2 separate regions of the Homo sapiens genome follow, and region 2 is linked to region 1. Evidence: chromatin loops called from intact Hi-C (ENCODE). Cell type or tissue: GM12878. All regions are shown on one strand. Each heading gives the region's core, and the rest is flanking DNA. Links, peaks and the distances in the headings are about the cores only. Region 1 has its middle 30 kb from the start of XRCC2. Region 2 has its middle 100 kb from the start of XRCC2.

Region 1 (8,177 bases), core at 2,189-7,188:
TCACTGCAGCCTCAAGCTCCCCAGCCTCAGGTGATCCTCCCATCTCAGCTTCCTGAGTAGCTGGGACTGCAGGTGTGTGCCACCATGCCCAGCTAATTTTTGCATTTTTTTATAGAGAGAGGGTTTCATCATGTTGCCCAGGCTAGTATTAAATTTCATTTTGAGCACTCAAATTGACAGAAAGTTGTACCTAAAATTGAACTGGCCAGGCACAGTGGCTCACGTCTGTAATTCCAGCACTTTGGGAGGCCGAGGCGGGCGGATCACGGGGTCAGGAGATCGAGACCATCCTGGCAAACACAGTGAAACCCCATCTCTACTAAAAATACAAAAAAATTAGCTGGGCGTGGTGGCGGGTGCCTGTAGTCCCCGCTACTTGGGAGGCTGAGGCAGGAGAATGGCGTGAACCTGGGAGCCGAGATCATGCCACTGCACTCCAGCCTGGGCAACAGAGCGAGACTCCGTCTCAAAAATAAATAAATTAATTAAATTAAATTAAATTGAACTAAAATCTTGGTGGATTTCAAGTGGTTAGTCTTTGTTTTGGCTTCCAGAACATCATAGAATGAGTGGAGCTCTTCTATGCAGCGACGGCTCTGCAAAATTTTCCAGACAGCGATTGCTTTTCTCCTCTAACGTCTACCTCTCTCTCCCATCCCTGTACCACATGATTCATTGCCAGCCAAAATATTTCCAGTTTTTTTTTTAACAATTCCTCCTGTGGCATTGTGGAATTGAAATAATTATATGTATTTCTTGCCAAAGAAAAACATTCAGAATAGGAAGTTTGCTTTGAGTTAGATAAAACAAGTTAATTACTTTTGGTGAAAGGTTTGTTTGTTTGTTTTTGCTATTATAGCATCATTATGCTATTATATAGCATATATTATGCCATAACACTAGGTTATAGAGTGAAGACTTTCCATATCTGAATTATCTGTATTTTGCCTGTGTAAATAAGATAATCAGATACTCATGTGATTTTTTTTTTCCAGCTGGAAAAGTAGACTTTAAAAATCAAGATAACTTTTTTTTTTTGACAGTTTCAAATTTTGCTCTTTTGCCCAGGTTGGAGTGAAGTGGCGTGATCTTGGCTCACTGAAACATCTGCCCCCCGGGTTCAAGCGATTCTCCTACCTCAGCCTCCCAAATAGCTGGGATTACAGGCGCCACCACCACACCTGGCTAATTTTTTGTATTTTTGGTAGAGATGGGGTTTCACCATGTTGGCCAGGCTGATCTCGAACTCTTGACCTCAGGTGATCCACTCGCCTCAGCCTCCCAAAGTGCTAGGATTACAAGCACAAGCCACTGCACCTGGCCAACTTAAAAAATATATAGAGTACACCTAAATTGAAAAAAGTTTCAATACATTTTATGGTATGGCATGTTTATAGATAGTATCAAATTTACTAATTGAAAAGAAAATACATGGACTAAATGAAAAGAAAATATAAATCCCCAGCTATATAAACTCTCCATTAACCTGAAACTGGCTAACTATAATAATCAATAAATTTGCTGGGTGCAGTGGCTCATGCCTGTAATCCCAGCACTTTGGGAGACCGAGGTGGGTGGATCACTTGAGATCGGGAGTTCAAGACCAGCCTGGCCAACATGGTGAAATCCCGTCTCTACTAAATATACAAAAATTAGCCAGGCATGGTGGCGGGTGCCTGTCATCCCAGATACTCAGGAGACTGAGTCAGGAGAATCGCTTGAACCTGGGAGATGGAGGTTGTAGCGAGCCGAGATCGTGCCACTGCACTCCAGCCTGAGCAACAGAGCAAGTCTCCATCTCAAAATAATAATAATAATCAATAAATTAGGCTTTCTTCCTCAGAGTTATGCAAGTGTAGCTACTTCAAGATTTGTATTTATCAAAGAATTTGTGCTTTGACATAAAGATCAAGACACAAAATTGCAGGAGATATTTCAGGACAGGTGGAATTTCCTAACTTCTTAAAATGCATGAGCAAGGGTGTTACATATGGTGAACCCCAGTTTCTCTTCAAAGAACCAGTATGTCAGTATGTTCAGCTCTCTTATTCTTTGATTCTCCATTTTAAAGTTTAACTTCCTGGTTCTCTTAGCCCCCTTCCTTCTAGTTTCAGTAAACAACTTTCCCACCAGTCCTAACCAGTAGTTCACAGCGGTCCCCTGATCACCTGCTTTAACCTAAGTCACCTTTAGTTACCTGTTCCTAACCATCCTTCCTGCCAAAGTACTCACCCTGCCACTCCAGCTCGTATTCCTGTTCTCTTTAAAATAGCCAATCAGAATTAGCTTAGACTGTGTGGTCCAACCCTAGCCAATATGGGAATGACACAGCAGTAGGGGCTACTTGTGTCAGGAATAAGAACTCCTGCCCCTCCCCTGTTCAGGTGTGCTCTTGCCATTGTTCCATCTACAAGAAGCACCCTTTCTGCAGAAAGTAAAAATTGCCTTGCTGAGAAAATTAAATTTATGTTCGAGTGCTATATCTTTGTGGCACTGAGGAATAAGCATTTTGCATTTCTAGCAAAGGGTAAAAAACACTGTATTTGAATCAGAAGACTTGGGATTGTGTCCCAGATTTGCCTCTTTTAGTTTTTAATGTATTTGAACTGCAGTTTCCTCATAATGTCATCATCATCATTAACTATTTAGTGAGCATTTACTATATGCCAGTCACTGTACTAAGTGCTTTACAGAGATGATCTATGTAATCTACACATCAACTCTATGAGGTTCATGCCTTTATTAACCTTGTTTTACAGATGAGAAACAGGCTCAGAGGGGTTAACCAGCTTGCCCATGGACACTCAACCCTGAGAGAGAGTTGAAATTCATATGCAAATAGCCTGAGCCTTGCCTCTCCCATTCCAGAGGTAATTCTGGTATACTTTTTTGTAAAGTTCCTTCTTGTTTGTACATCCTTCAATCTATTCTACCTTACACAGTCAGCCAGGTCTTCTTTCAAGATACTTCTCAGATGATTCTCTTCTAAAAACCATAACTAGCTTTTGATTTGCATATGTGAAACTTCACATTTTCTAACCTGGCATTCAAGATATTTTATAATGTGCTCCAATTCATCTTTGGAGACACAGCTCCTAGAGATTTACCTGCTGCCAATTGAACTTAGTGAAAAGCCTCTCAGGTGTCACCTGTCCCCTCACTCTTTTTTTTTTTTTTGAGACGGAGTCTTGCTCTGTCTTGCCCAGGCTGGAGTGCAGTGGCGTAATCTTGGCTCGCTGTAGCCTCTGCCTCGGGGTTTCAAGCGATTCTCCAGTCTCAGCCTCCCGAGTAGCTGGGACTACAGGCGTGAGCCACCACACCCGGCTAATTTTGTATTTTTAGTAGAGACAAGGTTTCACCATGTTGGCCAGGCTGGTCTCAAACTCCTGACCTCGGCTTCCAAAAGTGCTAGGATTACAGATGTGAGCCACCACACTTGGTATTTTTTTGTTTTTTGTTTTTGTTTTTGTTTTTTAAGCAGAGTTTCGTTCTTGTCTCCCAGACTGGAGTGCAGTGGCATGATCTCGGTTCACTGCAACCTCTGCCTCCCGGGTTCAAGCAATTCTCCTGCCTCAGCCTCCTGAGTAGCTGGGATTACAGGCACCTGCCACCATGCCTGGCTAATTTTTGTATTTTTAGTAGAGATGGGGTTTCACCATATTGGCCAGGCTGGTCTCAAACTCCTGATCTCAGGTGATCCGCCTGCCTCAGTCTCCCAAAGTGCTGGGATGACAGGTGTGAGCCACCGCCACCGGCCAGGTGTCACCCTTTTGTGAAACCAGATTATTCCTGTCCACAGGGATCTCTGCCTACCTAAATGGAAATCCTAAGGCAAGGACAGTGAAATTATTGTATTTCCCTAAATGTAACATTACATATAGTTATTTGTGTGCATGAATTATCTCCTTTATTATCCTATAAGATGATAGAGACCAATGTATAGAAAGCTATGTATAGCTCTTTCCAAACCCATTTTGGGAGCTCAGGGAGTATTTCCAAAAGACATAGATTGCCGGCTTTTCCCAGAAATGGGACCTGCAGGGAGGTGTGGCCCCTGAGGGGGTGGAATCGCTGAAGCTCGGGCAGATAGCAGTGGAAGCTAGACTATTACTAGCTTCTTTCAGTATCACTTCTACTTTGCTTTGCTAACAAAAGAAAGCTGTTAAGCCTCCGGCCATAGGAATCAAATGGAAATGTCCCTCCCTTCTAGGCAAAGCTAGTGCCCTGGGCTTCGTTGCATTGCAAGTTTACTGGAAAAAAAAATTTGAGCTTTTATTCAGTATTTATACAGTCATTCCCTAGAATCTCCTTCATCCGGTCTTAAAACTAGAATTTGACACAGTGGGTTTAGGTTGAATGGTTTAGGCAACCAAATTAATCATGGCAGTCAAAAGTCCCTTTGCATTTTTCTTTTACAGTCCTCCCATAAAGTTAATATATTTAAATGGTTGTGAGATAGACAATTAAGCATGGCCCTTTACCTTTTTACAGTAAGGGATCACAGCAAGTGGGACGGAGAGAGAGAAAAAGAAATTCCTTGACGTGTGTCCTTGCAAACAGACAACTAGCCAACGCTGCCTCCTAGTGTCTAAGGTAGACACTGCCTGAGGGATTTGGATGTGAAGCTGTGGTTTGTTGGAGGGGAGGTTTTGCAGTATATATGAATATCTATTAACTGGCCAGCACAAGCAATGGATTAAAAAGTTTAATCACTGTGGGGCGTGGTGGCTCACGCCTGTAATCCCAGCACTTTGGAGGCAGAGGTGGGTGGATCACCTGAGGTCAGGAGTTCGAGACCAGCCTGACCAACATAGCGAAACCCCATCTCTACTAAAAATACAAAAATTAGCCGGGTGTGGTGACGGACACCTATAATCCCAGTTACTTGGGAGGCTGAGGAAGGAGAATCACTTGAACCTGGGAGGCAGAGGTTGCAGTGAGCCGAGATCGCGCCATTGCGCTCCAGCCTGGGCAACAAGAGGGAAACTCTCTCAAAAAAAAAAAAAAAAGTGTAATCATAAAATGGATCCCAAGCAAGGAACTTTTGACTTTTTGTGACCAGATTCAAACCAGGTCTACACACTCACACGCCTTCATGAGCCTGGCAGGTGGACGTGACATCCCGGGAGTGGTAAAGGCATGCCCCGCATGAAGGTGCTCAGTTTCCTCAATGTTTAAAACTTCGTGTGAGCCCAGAAACATTTCTGAGGACCACATCACTAGGGCACAAGTTTACATTTAAAGGATTTTAAATAGGAGAAAAGAGATTTTCTTTCTCTTGGAGCTTCTTTTTAACTCTAAGAAGTTGCCAAACCTACTGAACTCTGCTACTGAGTTTGCGAACATGAGATACTTGTTTTCCCCAGTGTGTGCCACAGCACAATAGGTGACACAGGCTCTCGTAACCTCCGCTGGCGTTGTGGGTATGTGACCCATACAAACGGGCCCCACGCTTAGGAGTCCCACACTTGGTTCAAGACTTCAGTTGCTATCTTGAAATTCTGAATGCTTTCTGACCAGGGGACATGCATCTTCATTTTGCACAGGGAACTGTGAATTATGTGGCAGGTCTTGGATGTAATAGAATTTGCTACCTTTGCTTCTGTTCTCTTCTGCCTATTTCCTGCCCATCGTCTATGTTTTTGGTTTGGTGCTATGCCCTAAACCTTACCCAGAAAAAAGAGTCTTGGCAATGGTAACAGAAATCTGCCCCATCTTTTGCCTCCCAACTCCAGAGGAGTTTGTGTCCTCTTTTGATTTTATTTTTTTATTTTTTATTATTTTTAATACAGGGTCTGGCTCTGTCACCCAGCCTGGAATGCAATAGCGCAATGATGGTTCACTGCAGCCTTGACTCCTGGACTCAAGAAATCCTCTTGCCTCAGCCTCCTAGATAACTGGGACTACAGGTGCACGCCACCGTGCCTGGCTAATTTTTTATTTTTGTGGAGACAGGGTCTCACTATGTTACGCAGGCTGGTCTTGTACTTCTGGGCTCAAGCAATCCTCCCCACTTGGTTTCCCAAAGTGCTGGGGTTAAGTCATGAGCCACTGCACCCCAGCCGCGTGTCCTCTGTTGAAGTGCACCTGCCAGGGTCACCACACAGTGACGATAGCAAGGCCTGTGCATCCTCACGGTTTGTTTTGTCATCACTTAGTGGCTCCTTTCCAGTTACCATGTTTATACCAGCACTATCTTTTTTTTTTCTTTGAGGCAGAGTCTCCCTCTGTTGCCCAGGCTGGAGTGCAGTGGCATGATCTCGGCTCACTGCAACCTCCGCCTCCCTGGTTCAAGCGTTTCTCCTGCTTCAGCCTCCCAAGTAGCTGGGACTACAGGTGTGTGCCACCGCGCCCAGCCAATTTTTGTATTTTTTGGTAGAGACAGGATTTCACCATGTTGGCCAGGCTGGTCTCGAATTCCTGACCTCAAGTGATTCGCCTTATAATCACTTGTGTGCTCGTCTGATGTGATGGCATGGTAAGAAAATGAGACTGGGCCGAGCGTGGTAGCTACTGCCTGTAATCCCAGCACTTTGGGAGGCCGAGGTGGGCGGATCACCTGAGGTCAGGAGTTCGAGACCAGCCTGGCCAACATGGTGAAACCCTGTCTCTACTAAAAATACAAAATATTAGCCGGGCGTAGTGGCAGGCGCCTGTAATCCCAGCTACTTGGGAAGCTGAGACAGGAGAATCACTTGAACCCAGGAGGCAGAGGTTGCAGTGAGCCGAGATCACGCTGTTGCATTCCAGCCTGGACAACAAGAGCAAAACTGTCTCAGAAAAAAAAAAAAAAAGAAAAGAAAAGAAAAGAAAATGAGACTGGTTTCCAGAAGCCATTCAATAGAATCAGCCTCAGGTTTTCTTCTTTGTATATAGTCACATGAACTAGCTGATTAGACATCTGCCGTTGGGAGACAGTTTGAGGGGCATTACCAACACTTTTGCAGACCAATAATGAACATTCCCAGTGACCCAGAACAAACTCCCAGTAACCCAGAAACCACTTTTCAGTGACTGCAAGAAGAAAAGCTCTACCGTAAAAAGCAGAAAGCTTTCTAAATGACCATAGAATCACCTTTGGAAAAGTTGCCTTAGGGCCAATTTTAGAAGTAGACAGGTTCTCAGTATTAGGGCCTTAATGACACAATTACCACCACCCTCCTTATTTAGTCAGATTCATTAAGCTCTTGGTTTCCATGAACTAAATCCAGCCCTTTTGTTGGTAGTTGAGGTAATAAATGGTAAATGGCACCTTTCTCTAGCACCCATTTGATTAGTTTAAAATGACCTCATACTAGTGTCACAGACTAGTGTGACTCAGCCTGATGTCATCAACTCCTCTTAAATGACTGCTAATTCCCCATGGCAATCAGCACCTTCCCAAAAGCTTCAGCAGAGAAGAGTCTTAAAAGCCTTTTGTTCTAACTTCTTTTTTTTGGACATCGTACAATAGGCTTTAGCCTTGGGTTAATTGTCTCTGTGGACATAGTAAGTCTTTAATGTTTAGTGTCTTGCATGCGAACAACTTGTTGAGAATAAGCCACCCCTTCGGTTCCAGTTTTTAGTAAAAGCTGTCTTCTAATAAGACTGAATGGAATAAAAAAATCAAAATCCAAGAACCAGTTTACTCTGTTAGAGAATGTTAGTCAGTGTTCCAGTTCATGAATTATTAATAATAACACCTGACATTTGTCTTGTTCTTCTCCCTTCATCAAAGCACTTTCTCATTTATTATCTCATTTGACCTTGCCGTGCACCTTTCAGACAATGGGGAAGGCACTGTCACAGCAGGGACTAGCGAGATGCTGGTGAGTGGTGGAGAATGCCACATTTAGCAAGAGGTAGATGCTTAGAAATCTTTCTCAAAATCAGCAAGTAATACCTTAAAATAAAAAAAAAAATGGGCTGGTGATCTGGGAAATAGAGGAAACAGGGGCAAAGAGAAGCAGGAAAGAGGAGAAAAGGGAAGGAAAGAGGGAGGGAGGAAAATTTATATTAATGGACATCAAATCTCAACTCTCCAAACCTGAAGGGAAACATAGTAGTTTTTTAAAAGAATTAATGGATGTTAGTTTTAAATGGACACCTTCCTCTTTTTACAGAAAATTTCTGGGCTGTTTGACATCACCACTGAGAGCAGCTAGAATTTGAATGGCGGGGATACTTTAAAAGCTCAG
Region 2 (8,177 bases), core at 1,308-6,307, 130 kb before region 1:
TCTCTACTAAAAATACAAAAATATTAGCTGGGAGCGGTGGCGGGCGCTTGTAGTCCCAGCTACTCTGGAGGCTGAGGCAGGAGAATGGCGTGAACCCGGGAGGCAGAGCGTGCAGTGAGCCGAGATCGCACCACTGCACTCCAGCCTGGGCAACAGAGCGAGACTCTGTCTCAGGGTGGGGGGAAAAAGGTAGAGATGGGGTCTCACCATGTTGGCCAGGCTGGTCTCGAACTCCTGACCTCAGGTGATCTGCCTGCCTCAGCCTCCCAAAGTGCTGGGATTACAGGCGTGAGCCATGGCGCCCGGCCCCAGTTGATTCTTTTAAGCAGCTGCTAAGGAAAAAATTAGATTGTAGGTAAAAATAGATTGTAGGTGGGTGCCTTTTGGGAACTTTTTGTTATTGTTGTTAATGACATTAATAGACTTTTCTTAGGTTTTATGTAGTGTCACAAATGACACAATAGCGAGAATAAAAAGCTCCAGTTTCTTTGGGAGTTTACCACATTCCACATTCCACGTACTGTGCCAAGGCTTTCAACACGCATTTTCTTATTCTCGTAGTAACCCTATGAGATGGGTTTTAGATTTTCATATCTATATTTTATGAAGCAGGAAACCAAAGCACAAAGTTAAGTAATTTATTCAAAGTCATGTGATTAGCAAGGGGCACAGCTGGGACTGGAACTCACTCAATTTGGTCTCAAAGCCGGTCTTCCCCGCCATAATGACCTACTGTCTCTTAGTTGTAGAAAAACCACCTCCCTCCAGACTGACGCGCCCACCTCCCGCTTTCCTCCTCCCCATTACGTCCATTCTATAGACCAAGACCAGATTAAAATTTCCTGAAATACTACTTTAATCCTTCCACTGCCTACTCGAAACGTTCCTCTTACCTAGAGAAGCAGGATCATGTTCTCATTCCTTCTTCTGATAATCAGTTGTCCTCATCTTGCAGAATATCCCTTCCATAACTTCTCCAGCCTGCGGAGCATAAGAAATCTGGAGCTGGCCCAGCATGGTGGTGCACACCTGTAGTCCCTGCTAATCAGGAGGCTGAGGTGGAGGATGGCTTGAGCTCAGGAGTTTTAAGTTGCAGTGAGCTATGAACGCACCAGTCCGCTCCAGCCTAGGTGACAGAACGAGGACCCCAACTCAGAAAGCAAACAAACAAAGGAAATTCAGAGCTGCCTGGCATGGTGGCATGTGCCTGTAATCCTAGCTACTTGGGAGGGTGAAGTAGGAGAATCACTTGAACCTGAGAGGCGGAGGTTGCAGTGAGCTGGGATTGCACCACTGCACTCCAGCCTGGGTGACAGAGCGAGACTGTCTCAAAAAAAAAAAAAAAAAAAAAGAAAGAAAAAAGAAATCCAGAGCTAAAATTAGGAGGGGAAGGATGTAAACTTTGAACCTATATAAAACTGTAGGAATATTTTGTACTGTCATTAAAATAAGACACTAAAGAAAGCATTTTATTTTTATTTTTTATTTTTTTTGAGTTGGAGGCTTGCTCTATTGCCCAGGCTGGAGTGCAGTGGCTCAATCTCGGCTCACTGCAACCTCCACTTCCCGGGTTCAAGTGATTCTCCTGCCTCAGCCTCCCGAGTAGCTGGAGTAGCTGGGACTACAGGCACATGCCACAACGGCCGGCTAATTTTTGTGTTTTTAGTAGAGATGGGGTTTCACCATGTTAGCCAGGCTGGTCTCGAACTCCTGATCTCAGGTGATCTGCCCTCCTAGGACTCCAAAAGTACTGGAATTACAAGTGTGAGCCACCATGCCAGACCTAAAGGAAACATTTTAAATAAATAATATATCAGTGACATTTTCTACTTCTTAAAATTACTAATGGTGGCTAATGCACAATTAACTTCTCTTTACCATCTGTTGCTTGCTTGCTAAAAACTTTAGTATGTCTTTCCAAGGAAATTTTAATCAGGGGCTTAAAAAAAAAAAAAAGAAAAAGATTTATTTTTTCCAGGTGTGTATATTAAATTTTTTCTTGTATGATTCTCTATTCACTGTTTCAAGTTGTTTTGATAGTAAAATGTATTTGAAGAGCCTCACAATTTGAACACTTGTTTTAAATCCTGTTGAACGAAAGGTATGAGGAAGTACGTCAATGCATTTTTCATTTGCTATGTTATGGTTCAACCAGTTTTCTCTGATTGTTACTAAATTCTCTTTCCAATAATATATTGATTCTCCTCTGTGTTTACTAAACATTTTTTTTTCTAATTTTTTTTTTTGTTTTTGAGACAGAGTCTCGCTCTGTCACCCAAGCTGGAGTGCAGTAGCGCAATCTCGGCTCACTGCCGCCTCTACCTCCTGGTTCAAAGCGATTCTCCTGCCTCAGTCTCCCAAGTAGCTGGGATTACAGGCGTGCGCCCCCATGCTCAGCTAATTTTTGTATTTTTAGCAGAGATGGTGTTTCACCATGTTGGCCAGGATGGTCTTGATCTCTTGACCTCATGATCCACCCTCCTCGGCCTCCCAAAGTGCTGAGATGACAGGCATGAGCCACCACGCCCAGCCTTTTTTTGGTTTTTTAAAATTTTATTTATTTTTATTTGAGATGGAGTCTCACTCTGTCACCCAGACTGGAGTGCAGTGGCATGATCTCAGCTCACTGCAACCTCCACCTCCTGGTAAACATCATTTTTGTAAAGCTACAGAAAAATTATGGTGAGAACAAATGCTGTCATATCTGTTTTGTGTGTGTGTGGGAGAGGGGTAGCTTTTAATTTTTTTTTTTTTTTTTTGTCTGTGTTGAAGGTGAAGGGGAGAGATCATGACATGTTTTACCTGACAAGGGGGTACTGAGCCCTGTCTATCCACTCCATCCCTACCGCATACCCTGGCTGAGACAGGAACCTTCCCAAGCAGCACTCCCAAGGAGAGTAGCCATCACTTGGTCCTTGCTGGACATGAGCATTCCTGCATCAGGGAGAAGGCAAACCTCATCCCACATTTCCTTCTTATCCCAAAGTGCTACGATCTGGTCCTTGCTGGCCATTACGGCAAGTAATCACAGCCAGGTCATTTGCTTACTTAGACCTCAGTTTCCTTGTCTGTAAAATTAGCATGTTTGTTCATGTTATCTCAGAGGGCTTTTAGAGCTCTAAAAGCAGAAGCCACAGAAAGCCTGAGAGGAGCACAGGTGAAGGCTCTGGGTGTGGGTGGCTTTGCTTCTTCCATTAGGTCCTCTTCCCGCAGGTACTTTCCAGAGTGCCTGTAATTAACACAGTGGGAGAGCAGAACCGCCATAAACCCTGTTCAAGCAGGAAGGGAATGGAAGGTCGAGGCGCCCGGACTGCAGCCGCAGCTGTGCTTGGGGCTGATCGGCCTTGGCTTCGCCCCTCCTGGCAGCTGGGGACTGCTGTGGGTTTTGCATGGTTCACAGAATAAAGTGCAAATGGGGTCCTGTCATTTTTTATTACTCAGAGCCGCTTTCACTAAACCTGAAAGCTTATCTCTTGGTCGATGAAAAGTCTTTGTACTGTGGACCCCAGAGTCTGGACTTCCCCTCACTAAGCAGCTGTGTGACCTGGGGCAAATCAACCTCTGGGCCTCACTTAATGGTTATATGATTCACTGTCACCTGAGCCAAGTTGAAAAATAGTCTTAGACACGTAAGCACCACCCATAAGCACCACCCATTGTCCGCAGAATCGTCCTCGGACCACCCACCCACATCTGCCCTGGGGGGTTTAAATGCCCCTCCCAGACTCCAGCCTCTTACAGGCTGGGTCACGCTGCCCTGGGGAAGTCTATCTGGCTCCTTACAATAGGGAGAGCAAATCCCTGCTACACCTACCTGAAGCCCAGGACAAACCCCTTTCTGCAACTACCGAGAACCCATCAAAGTTTAATTTCAGTCACAATAACCTCAAACAGACTCTCAGCATCTCCCTGCACCACTCCTGCTCTGACAAAAAGAAAAAAAGAGGCCAGGCACGGTGCCTCATGCCTGTAATCCCAGCACTTTGGGAGGCTGAGGCAGGTGGATCGCCTGAAGTCAGGAGTTCAAGACCAGCCTAACCAACATGGCAAGACCCGCCTGGCCAACATGGCAAGACCCTGTCTCTACCAAAACACACAAAAATTACCCGGGAATGGTGGTGTGCACCTCTAGTCCCAGCTACTTGGGAGGCTGAGGCATGAGAATCACTTGAACCCGGGAGGCGGAGGTTGCAGTGAGCCGAGATCGCGCCACCGCACTCCAGCCTGGGCAACAGAGAGAGACCCTGTTTCAAAAAAAAAAAAAAAGAAAAGGAAAAAAAAGGAGAAGAATCGTACTTATGTTCAGCTGCAATTTACTCAGCAGAGTGATTAATCCATTAATTATTCCATTCAGTGAACTATTCGAAAGCATTTGCGAGTGTTTACCATATGCTCTCTTATTGTTGGAGGGTCGGACTATTCGAAAGCATTTGCGAGTGTTTACCATACGCCCTCGTATCGTTGGAGGGTCGGAGCAGCCGGGAGTTGGGAGGCCTGTGATGAAAGAGATCTGAACAGCTGCAGAGACACGTTTGCAAGTGGGCCTGGGGCCCACCTCAGGACTGGGGGCCGGTCGGGCACCCTGCCTCTCACCCCCAAACAACGCAATTCTTTTTTTGTTTTTTTGTTTTTTTGAGACAGTCTTGCTCTGTTGCCCAGCCTGGTGGAGTACAGTGGTGCAATCTCAGTTCACTGCAACCTCCGCCTCCCGGGTTCAAGTGATTCTCCTGCCTCAGCTTCCGGAGTAGCTGGGATTACAGGCACGTGCCACTACGCCCGACTAATTTTTGTATATTTAGTAGAGACGAGGTTTCACCACGTTGGTCAGACTGGTCTCGAACTTCTGACCTCAGGTGATCCGCGTCCTTGGCCTCCCAAAATGCTGGGATTACAGGCGTGAGCACCCGCAATTCTAGGGGGTTCTTAGGCTGTCCCCACCTCCACTGTGACCCTCCAGTTTGTCTTTCTTACAACCAACAGAGTGATCACTTGAAAGTGAGAATCTACCTAAAGCTCTTCCTTGCTTTCCGTACGTTTCTCCTGCCCTTAAGGAAAAAGGGCTTCTACACAGGCGTTGGAGACCCAGCACAGGGGTCTCAGCCAGCTCCCTAGCCGCATCACCCTGCTCCCTGCTTCCTGTGTGTTCTTCTGGCAACCAGACTGTGAGCCATGCCTGCCCGTGCACACTGTGCGGCTCTTCACCGCTATACTGAGGCCCTTCTCCCAACTGCCCCTCCCAAACCACCACCAACAGCAGAAAGCCTGGCTAAGACATCGTTATCCTCCAGGATTTTCCAGTTCTTCAGAAAGCTGCTCCTGCAATCACCCAGTGGTTCTTCCTGCCTGCTGCACAGACAAAACCAATGCCCTGAGACCGTGGCATTACCGCAGAGAGAGTTTAATTGGAGGCCTGGCACTATGCCTCACACCTGTAATCCCAGCAACTGGGGAGGCCAGGGTGGGAGGATTGCTTGAACCCAGATATTTCAGACCAGCCTGGGCAACATAGAGAGCCCCAGTCTCTTAAAAAAAAAAAAAAAAAGGAAAAAAAAATGTTTAGTAGAAGCTGGCCACAGTATGAGGGAGATGGAGCCATCACTCAAATCACTCTCCCCTGAAGTCTCGAACCTTAGGGTTTTTATGGGCAATTATTGGGCAGGGGACTAGGGAATGGATGCTGCTGATTGGTTGGGGATGAGATCACAGGGGTGTGGAAAATAGTCCCTGTGCTGAGTCTGCCTCTGGGTGGGGACATAGGACCACTTGTCATGACTCCCAAGTCCAGGTGGGGTGGGGTCAGTCTGAAAAATATCTCAAAAAACTAACCTTAGGCTTTACAGTAGTGATGTTATCTGGCTGCATGATCCCTGAGCAGTAAGGGATTATGGAAACACCTGTTGGGCAGGGTGGGTGGCTTGTGCCTGTAATCCCAGCACTTTGGGAGGTCAAGGCAGGAAAATCACTTCAGGCCAGCAGTTCAAGATCAGCTTAGAGACAAGATATCATCTCTACAAAAAAACTAAAAAATTTGCTAGGCATGGTAGTGCATACCCATAGTCCTAGCTACTAGGAGGCTGAGGTGGGAGGATCACTTGAGCCCAGGGAGGTCAAGGCTGCAGTGAACTATGATTGTGTCATTGCACTCCAGCCTGGGTGACAGAGCAAGACCCTGTCTCAAAAAAAAGATTCAATACAAATTTTTTTTAAAAGGAAACTACATCTATCTTATGGCCTTTCACTCATCTTACAAAGCCGGTGTCAGCAGCCCAGAACAGGGAAGGGCTTAGTTTTAAGAAGGGATTATTATCACTCTTGCTTCAAGGTTAAGCTATAAACTAAATTTCTCCCAAAGTTAGCCTGGCCCAGGCCCAGAAATGACCAAGGACGCTTGGAAGTCAGAAGCAAGATGGCGTTAACTATGTCAGATTTCTCTTACTCTCATAATTTTGCAAAGGCGGTTTTGCTCTAACCTTATTAACCTACTTTCTTTTTCTTTTTTTTTTGAGATGGAGTTTTGGTGTTGTCACCCAGGCTGGAGTACAATGGCGCATTCTTGGCTCACTGCAACCTCCTGCCTCCTGGGTTCAAGCGATTCTCCTGCCTCAGCCTCCCAAGTAGCTGGGATTAAAGGTGCCTACCACCACGCCCAGCTAATTTTTTGTATTTTTAGTAGAGATGGGTTTTCACCATGTTGGTCAGGCTGGTCTTGAACTCCTGACCTCAGGTGATCCACCCGCCTCCGCCTCCCAGAATGCTGGGATTACAGGCATGAGCTACTGCGCCTGGCCTATTAACCCACTTTCTACACATCTCTACTCCCTCACCCTACTGCATGACAATTATCTGCTTATTTTAGTGTCTCTTCCACTCCTTGCAGCCTAGAAGGCTGTCCTTATTTGAAACTCCAGTGCCAGGCATGGATAGGTTTGAATTAAAGTAAGCCCTCAATATCTATTGGTTGACTGAATTAATTTGGGATGTGTAATTACACGTCGTGCCTATAATGATTTTTGGTTTGGAGAGGCCAAGGCAACAGTCTGTACTTCTGAATCCAGAAGATAAGAGAAACTAAGATTTTGAGAACATCAGGTGGGTCAGAAAGCCAAGCCAGCCCAGTGCCTGCTTTGCATTTCACCTGGATCTATGTGTCAGGGTGAGAAGATGTTTGTTTGCTTTTAACTGCTTGCAAATCTCTTAAAAAATGTGTATTATTATTGTATACCCAGGCCAGGTTCTTCTCCTTAATTTCTCTGGAATCAGAGTTAGAAAAACTGAAGGACTGTTCCTGGGTGTCTTGTTCTTCATTCAGGAGCAGAGCTGGCAATGTTCTTCCACTGATGCCCGCTCCATGGATTGTTAGGATTAGGTCAAAGATGTATTTGCAATATTTGGCATCACATCTGGCCCATAGCGCGTGCTCAGTAAATGCTGCTCTTCTGATTGTTGTGATTGATGAGGTGTGCTAGCAGTTTTGTTTTGGCTCCTCTCCAGGACGCTGGTCATCCTCGGGATATGAAGCCTGTTCGCCGGGGCGGCCGTTTGCTGGGTTCCCAAAAACTCTCTGTTCTTGGGTGGAGCTCGTAGAGAGAGCTCTACTGTCCCAACAGCTTCATGATGCCACCATCCCTGCTGGGAAGAAGGCTCTTGAGCTTAAGGGACTTGCTAGCTGCTAATGAAGACCATCCAGCCCCGTTCTTTCCAGTGATCTCATTTCACCATCTCAGGCAACAATGCCCAATGCCTTCTGTCTTCATTTTCACTCCTTTTTTTTTTTTTTTTTTTTTTTTGAGACAGAGTCTCGCTCTGCTGTCCAGGCTGGAGTGCAATGGCACAATCTCGGCTCCTGCAACCTCTGCCTCCTGGGTTCAAGCGATTTTCCTGCCTCAGCCTTCTGAGTAGCTGGGATTACAGGCACCCACCATCATGCCCAGCTAATTTTTTGTATTTTTAATAGAGACAGGGTTTCACTGTGTTGGCCAGGCTGCTCTCGAACTCCTGACCGAGACAGGGTCTCACTCTGTCATCCAGACTGGAGTGCACTGGCACAATCACAGCTGAGTACATGCTTGACCTCCTGAGGCTCCTACCTCAGCCTCCTGAGTAGCTGGGACTGCAGGCACGCACCACCATACCCAGCTAATTTTTCGTATTCTTTGTTGAGATGGGTGTTTTGCCAT

What was found. Peaks named below come from ENCODE experiments on the same cell type or tissue, not always from the same donor. Only the 100,000 strongest peaks of a DNase experiment are listed, where the experiment ranks them.
Region 2: it touches region 1 in a loop (4-fold over the local background); 2 of 110 quality-filtered maps call a loop at or near these places.

The regions. Positions count from the first base shown.
Region 1 is chr7:152,702,543-152,710,719 of GRCh38, forward strand. No RefSeq gene overlaps it. Among named protein-coding and RNA genes, the nearest start is that of XRCC2, 30 kb to the left of the region's middle. RefSeq lists a silencer at 3,982-4,158 and an enhancer at 4,451-4,530. In GM12878, for the core only: a CTCF peak has its summit at 4,585 (motif pointing left); DNase peaks (open chromatin) are centred at 4,180 and 4,579.
Region 2 is chr7:152,571,784-152,579,960 of GRCh38, forward strand. No RefSeq gene overlaps it. Among named protein-coding and RNA genes, the nearest start is that of XRCC2, 100 kb to the right of the region's middle. In GM12878, for the core only: no CTCF peak of the experiment used is centred there; a DNase peak (open chromatin) is centred at 3,528; H3K4me3 peaks cover 405 bases; H3K27ac peaks cover 1,176 bases.